Linked DNA regions of Homo sapiens: region 2 is linked to region 1. Evidence: chromatin contacts called from ENCODE Hi-C or POLR2A ChIA-PET data. All regions are on one chromosome and are shown on one strand. Each heading gives the region's core, a stretch centred on a gene start or an enhancer-like site at or near the end of the contact. The rest is flanking DNA. Distances are from core to core; before and after follow the strand shown. Region 1 overlaps LOC105375336 (a long non-coding RNA gene). Region 2 overlaps CRCP (CGRP receptor component).

Evidence for each region. A loop is a pair of places that touch in the nucleus more often than their neighbours do. ChIA-PET counts read pairs that join two places held with the same protein, here RNA polymerase II (POLR2A). Pooled maps may share reads with other maps.
Region 2: a loop to region 1 is called in a map of mammary epithelial cell, with 4 times the contacts of the local background. The contact joins two enhancer-like sites. A Hi-C loop is called at or near these places in 6 of 168 maps with a recorded cell type or tissue (Caco-2, Calu3, HCT116 and 3 more) and 9 of 50 pooled maps. POLR2A ChIA-PET finds 5 or more read pairs at or near these places in 5 of 52 experiments (AG04450, BJ, Caco-2 and 2 more).

Annotation. Positions count from the first base shown.
Region 1 is chr7:66,032,128-66,035,741 of GRCh38, reverse strand. All of the region lies in intron 2 of LOC105375336 (a long non-coding RNA gene), which reads left to right. Among named protein-coding and RNA genes, the nearest start is that of ASL, 42 kb to the left of the region's middle. Within about 2 kb of position 2,066, at least 3 of the 41 ENCODE cell types and tissues checked have a DNase peak (open chromatin) inside an H3K27ac peak, as active enhancers do.
Region 2 is chr7:66,143,708-66,147,533 of GRCh38, reverse strand. CRCP (CGRP receptor component) reads right to left here. Exons shown (of 6, transcript NM_014478.5): 5 at 2,034-2,091. Among named protein-coding and RNA genes, the nearest start is that of CRCP, 31 kb to the right of the region's middle. Within about 2 kb of position 2,058, at least 10 of the 41 ENCODE cell types and tissues checked have a DNase peak (open chromatin) inside an H3K27ac peak, as active enhancers do.

The DNA.
Region 1 (3,614 bases), core at 817-3,316:
GATTACGGGCGCCTGCCACCACACCCAGCTAATTTTGTGTATTTTTAGTAGATACAGAGTTTCACTATGTTGGCCAGGTTGGCTTTCTTTCTTTCTTTTTTTTTTTTTTTAATTAGAGACACTTGAGCCCAGGCTGGATCTAAACTCCGGGCTGAAGCGATCCTCCTTTCTCAGCCTTCGGAATAGCTGGGATGACAGGTGTGAGCCACCGTGCCTGGAATTCCCTTATTTCTTTTGCACAGGCATGAGCTTTCTCTCCATACACAGGTGCACACACTTACTTTACTGAACCATTAGAGAGTTGTAGACAGCAGATCATTTCACCCCTTCTTGGAAAAGGGCATTCTATGTAGCTACAGTCGCCTTATCACACTCAGGAAACTTAGCGCTGATATATCTACTATTATTAAGATACAATGTAGGCCAGGTGCGGTGGCTCATGCCTGTAATCCCAGCACTTTGGGAGCTGAGACGGGCGGATCACTTGAGGTCAGGAGTTGGAGAGCAGTCTGGCCAACGTGATGAAACCCCATCTCTACTGAAAATACAAAAATTAGCCAGGTGTGGTGGTGCATTCCTGTAGTCCCAGCTACTTGGGAGGCTGAGGTGGGAGAATTGGTTCAACCTGGGAGGCGGAGGTTGCAGTGAGCCGAGATCGTGCCATTGCACTCCAGCCTGGGCAACAGAGCCAGACTTTGTCTCAAAAAAAAAAAAAAAAAAAAAGATGCAATGTAAACTCACATTCCTTCAGTTGTCCTAATAGTGTTCTTTTTCCTCCCAATTCAGGATCCAGTGAAGAACTACACATTGCATTTAGTTGTCATGTTTCTTTAATTTCCTTTCCTCTGGAAGTTTACTTAGCTTCTTTTTGTGACATTGGCACTGTGACAAATGACATTGATATTTGAAGAGTCTAAATCTAACCCAGTTGTTTTGAAGACTGTTCCTCAATTTGGAATTCTCTGATTATATCCTCATGGATAGATTTGAATTAAACATCTTGGGGCTGGATTGCTCTGAGGGATGTCTTTCTCATGCATCACATCATTATTGGTGCTGTGAAATTGGATAACTTGATTAAGTTGATGTCTGTCTGGTTTCACCATATCCTGTTGCCAACAACCTGTCATTTAGTGTGGTTACAGTAACTTCTCAAGGGTAAAAACTGCCTTAAAAAAAAATTCCACAACACATACAGCCCGTTTAGGACTTCATAAAAAGGTAGATAAGGTACCTCTTGACCTTTTGTTAAATAAAGAAGGGCCTAGCATACATTGGCATTTTGTCAGAGTATTTAGCTGGGTTAAAAACAATTATCTTGCTGATAAAAGAAAATCAATGAATAAATCAGTTTCTGTCAGCCAGAGTCTGCAAAATGCAGTACCTGTGTAAACATCGATTGTTCTCTTGATCCCAAAACACAGATTCATTAAAACTTATGTGAAAGAGAGTTTTCCTCCTTTATATTTGTTCTAGAAGAGGCAAAGAATGTTCTTTGGATTCTTACATTACAGTATTGACTTTTTCAGTGGCATAGTAACTTGGAATGGCCAAGGACAAATTTTCGCAGAGCGTGCAATATTCTGAATGACAGAGAAGGGGCAATGATTTGGAAATGAAATTGTAACGGTGCACCTGGGATGGATCCGTTGGTCCTGAAGAGAAACAATATTCATATTTTTTCTCCAGTTAACTATTCCAGGAAGGGATGTCTTAACGCCTCATATTTTGGAGAGCACAGGGAGTTATAACTCAATTTCAAGCAAAGATAGGAGGAAGCCAGTGGGCTGATTTCCTGATTAAGCAGGCAAAGATGACATGTGGTTTGATTTGTCATTTTCAATTTTAAATGAGCTCTGTCACATGCACTAATTATGCATTGTCTTTCCTGTGTTAGATTCCTTTCAAATATGATACTCTTTGTGACTTCAGTGTGTTTGTGGTCATTTGGGCAAAGCAGCACTTTTGTGAAATCGTAGCTTGAATCACTGGTAGCATTTGGTAAGCTTCACAGAGCTGATTTGATTACAGTGCTGACATCACTGTGCTGATGACCTAAGGCCTAGGTTGAGCCCTGTGTGAACCACTGTTGGTTTTGCTTTATTTATTGACTGGGAAATCAACTATCTGTTTGGCCCATGCTTTTGAAATCTTGGGTCATCATTTGCATCATCTCACTGCACTCCTGGTTTAAGACATACAGGGGTCTCTGTTGCACAATATGTCAAGCACAGACCCCTCTACCTGATTTTTCAGGATTCTGCATTACCAGTTTCCATTCATCCAGTCCAGTCTCATTTCCCACAACTCCATAGTTGCCTTCCACTTTATTTAGACTTCTTACTGTGTGACCTTGAGCAAGTTATTTAATTTCTGAACCTTGGCTTCCTGTCTATAGAGTAGGAATCATACGAATAGCTTCTACATCATAGGGTTTTTAATGACAATTAACTGAGATAATATCTTTTAAAAATAATAACCTTCCATTATGGAGATGTTAATACAAGTACCAAGAACTGTGCTAAACTTTTAAAATTTGTTGTCTCACTTCATCATAACAGTTTGATGAGGTAGGAGGAGCTGGTGGTAGTGGTAGTTGCACAGGTAGTAGTAATGATAACGTTGGTGCTTATTGAGCACTTAATATGTTCCGGGTATTTTACATGTTTCCAGTGAACCCTGTGAACAGTCTTACAAGGTTGATACTATAATTGCCATTTGATAGATAGGAAATTTAAGCATAATGAGATTAAGTAACTTGCCCAGATTCACATAGCCAAAGAATGCAAGAGCTGGATTGAAATCCAGGCCACACTTTTAGATACTAGTTTCATCCCATTTTTAGTTTAGAAGGAAAACTTAGGGAGTAATTAACTAAAACTCTCACAGCATATAAATGGCAGAGCTAGAATGTGAACCCAAATCTGATTTCAAAACTATATTCTTTGTCATACTCCACTGCCTGCAGACTGCTGAAAACAATGCTTTCTGATATGCTATTGTAGAGTGGATCGATTGTGATTTAATATACATCACATTGTTGTTTCTTCACTCAGGAAAGATGGCATATTGCCTGGATTAACTGTTACACAGGGAACCAGGCTTTTGGCCACTGCTTGCCACCCTGACTGTACCTGTTGAGTTGACGTAGGTGGTGAACACCCTGGGAGCATGGTGGATATTTGGCAGGATACTTGCCCATGGCTGGAATTCCCAGTGGTGACATTGGTGTTAAGTGGGCCATTTCTGTTGATTCAGCAGGAGGACGTGGCTGCCCAAGATGTCAATAGCTGATGGGAGGCAGATAATAATGGGGAGAGGACATGGCTGTTGGATGGGACAGCACTTTGTTCCCAAGTCTGCTCTGAAATTGCCCACAGCTAGCTAAACCATGTTGGACTTAAGACATTTCTCAGTTTCAGTTTTAGGTGGTAGTCCCCAAATTCTAAAAGCGGACTACTACATCTTGACAGGAATTCTTTTTTTTTTTTTTTTTTTTTGAGACAGAGTCTCTCTGTGTTGCCCAGGCTGGAGTGCAGTGTCGCGATCTCGGCTCACTGCAAGCTCTGCCTCCCCGGTTCATGCCATTCTCCTGCCTCAGCCTCCCGAGTAGC
Region 2 (3,826 bases), core at 809-3,308, 110 kb before region 1:
AGCAAAGTAAAGCTTCTGAATCAGAAGGTCCCAATCAGCCACTCACCAGCCCTCTGGGCTAAAATGGAGAGGACACTTGCCCCCTTCCAAGACTATGGGGCGGGCATTCGAAGTGACAGACAATCACAGGCACCAGGACCAAGGACTGAGACCGTGTCTGGCACACCCCATGCACTCTTTTTTTTTTTTTTTCCCAAGATGGAGTCTCACTCTGTCACCCAGGCTGGAGTGCAGTGGTGCAATCCTGGCTCACTGCAACCTTGGCCTCCCGGGTTCAAGTGATTCTGCCTCAGCCTCCCAAGTAGCTGGGATTACAGGTGTGCACCATCATGCCCAGCTAATTTCTGTACTTTTAGTAGAGATGGGGTTTTACCACTTTAGCCAGGCTGGTCTTGAACTCCTGACCTCAGGTGATCTGCCCACCTTGGCCTCTCAAAGTGCTGGCATTACAGGCATGAGCCACCGCGCCCGGCCCACCCCAGGCACTCTCAATAGCAGCAAATCTTCCCCCAAGTAATGATACCACTTTCCACAGGCTCTGGCTGAGGTCACACTAATCCTCATCTCTTCTCTCTGCCTGTCATTAAGCCATGAGTAACATATGTTGCTGATTAAAGCTGGAGGAGACATGACATATGATCTTTAACCCAGAGGGACAGGGATTCGTTTCTTGCTGTTCTGTTTGTTTTTTCTCTCCTCTAAGCTCTAGGTTGAAACTCCAATACAGTGTAAAGCATGAAAATAATCAGGACACATGAGAAAGGGGTTTCTATTTAGCCTACAGGCGGGTTCCCAGAGAAAGGCACCCTTCATGAAAGGAACTGTTCTAATTTAATTTTGGGTACATTCTGAAGGGCAAAAACAACCCTAGGAAGACAATGAACAATTTAGTAAAAAATTAAATACCCTGTGGCCTTTTAAAAAGTTTTTCCATTAGCAACTCTAAAAATCGTATTTTTGACCATTTTCTTCCATACTTTTCTAAAGGAAATTTGACAAAGAGCTAAGTATTTCTAAAACTGACTTTGGAAACTGCTTTATTCTCATTTTGTTAATTCTCTAAAGTTTCTTCTTCTTTTTTTTTTTTAAACTGGCAATTAGACGGCCTGCTTAACACTTGTCAGGTACCGATGCTCTCTGCCCTGTAATAAGAAGGCAGCGGCCACAGCGTGCCCAGTGGTGGCCCGGGTATCTCCCTGGATCATTTCCCGGGCCCCTTATCCCATCGTAGGCCCCTCTACTCTGGCTGCCTCCTCCTATTCCAAAGCCTACGCTCTCAGTACAAAGCGGACTTCACAAGTGATGAGGCTGTACTAAATAAACGGTTTATGCAGGGAAATGGGATCACATTCATGGTTTTAGATGTGATCTCTGACGGTGATGTGGGAGATGGACTTGGGGAGCCAGGGAGAATGGGGAGAGGATAACCGCAAGAGCCGCGTGAAGAAATAATGGCAGAAATCAACGCAGTACACGGGGGAGAGAAGCAAGAACGAAGACAGAAGCAACAGAACTTGGGGACTCCCTGACTGTGAGATGAAAGGAAGAGAATGGCTTGCAGGTTTCCGGCGTGGGAGGCCAGGCCAGGAGATGAGCAAGGAAGGGAGCTGATGGGACAGCGCACACATGCTCCCCTCACCCAGAAAGAGAGGAAGCAAGAGCAGGGTGAAGGGTGGGCGTGGGGACAGAGAATGTTCACCAGAGACATGCTGAATTTCATGTTTTTTATGCAACATCTGGTTGGCAACAACGCCTACAGGGAAGCAATGGCCAGAATGGCCTGGACATCAGGGGAGTCGGAGAGCCGCCAAGTCATCAGCCAAAACCCTAGAGGAGGAATGAAATCTCCTCCAGTGTTTTGTGGTCCCTAAGTCCACACTAACTAGGATCAAACTGGCAAGGTCTCTTTTTCCTTAAGAAATGGAGTGGTTGGGCAGCCTCTTAAAAAAAACGCAGTTCCTGGCTTGTCCACCACAGCCATTCTACATCTCAGACCCACAGCAGCCTCCCCAGCACAGGCGCCCTTCACTCACCAGCTGGATCTCCACAGCAGTCACAGGCCGGTGGTTCAGCAGCTGGAGCTTCTCAGCTCTGTGGAGGGAAAGTACAGCGTTGACAACTCGCATAGCCCTAAGTCCTGAGTCCTGACTGAGCTGCACAGAGAATAATTTGCCAGATAAAAAATGGGAGAACCACTGGAGTGTGGCCCTCAGTTCCTTCAACTGTAAATCGAGAGAATGGGAACAGGAGCGTGTATGTGAGTGACTCCCAGCCCACGGTACGAATGGGTATCAGAGGCATGATTGTAGGAAACAAAGCAGCAGGGCATATGCCATTTTAAAAACAGGGGGGTCATTTTCTTTTTTCCTTTTTTTTTGAGACAGAGTTTTCCTCTTATTGCCTAGGCTGGTGTGCAGTGGCACGATCTTGGCTCACTGTAGCCTCCGCCTCCAGGGTTCAAGTGATTCTTCTGCCTCAGCCTCCCAAGTAACTGGGATCACAGATGCTCGCAACCACACCCACCCAGTAAATTTTTGGTATTTTTTTAGCAGAGATGGGGTTTCATCATGTTGGCCTGGCTGGTCTCAAACCCTCGACCTCAGGGGATCCACCTGCCTCGACCTCCCAAAGTGGTAAGATATAGGCGTGAGCCACCGTGCCCGGCCCAGGACGGTAATTCCTATCTGGAAAATGTGAAGAAAATAATGCTTTCTTCATCCAAATTATAGAAAGTACCAACTAACAAAATCACCTTAGGCCAGGTGTGGTGGCTCATGCCTGTAATCCCAGCACTTTGGGAGGCCAGGTGGGAGGATCCCTTGAGGCCAGGCATTCCCAATCAGCCTGGGCGACATTAAAAAACCTTACAAAAAAATTAAAATAAATTAGCTGGGCATGATGGGTTGCGCCTGTAGTCCCAGCTACCTGTAGTCCCAGCTACGGAAGGCAGAGGACAAGGAGGTGAGGCAGGAGGATCGCTTTAGCCTGCACTCCAGCCTGGGCGACAGAGCCACACCCTATCTCTAAAACTAAAAAATTAAAACACACAAAATCATCTTGTGTGGTCATCTCTTAGAAATGGGTAAATTCCTTTTTGAGATGAAGATTTAATATTTCCCAAATTTGACTTATTATCTTAGTAAACAAAACAGGGACTAAAAGGGGCAGGAGTTAATACACAGAAATACAGGTACAGTGCCTCTGCCCTGAAAGCACTTAACCCAGCTGGAGAAAGAAGACAAATACATGTAAATTTTCACAACAAAAGATCTGAGTGACAGTTAGATATAGTGATCATCTGCCTCAAAGAAAGAAACAGATCATTGCTGAAAGGGTGGCTGAATCATGTGGACTCTGAAAGACTACAGAACTTCAGAGGAGATCAAATGACTGCAGTGACCACCCCTGTGCAGGCAACAACTTCTACATTTCTCTCTCAATTTGACCCTGGGGCTGCATATCCATCTTTCCAATCAGCTCAGTAAGTATTTATCGCATTAAAGACCTTCTGGAGTGAAAACATGAAGAAGCCACGACTCCTGCAGCCATGTGTTGGGGGAAGCAGAACACTTACCCACTCTCCCTGAGCCTCAGTTTCCTCATCTGTGAAATAGGAATGATAACAGTACTTAACTATCTTATGAGAGGATTAACAGGGATGAAAATCTTTCCAGAGGCCGCCACTACCATTTATTGCTTGCTTTCCATGTGGAACTACATCAAATCCTCAGATTTCACTGACACTGAGAGAGTAAATAACTTGTCTACAGTTGCAAAGCTAGTAAATGGCAGAGAAGCTCCTGTTCTTGGCCATCTGCTTCTAGTG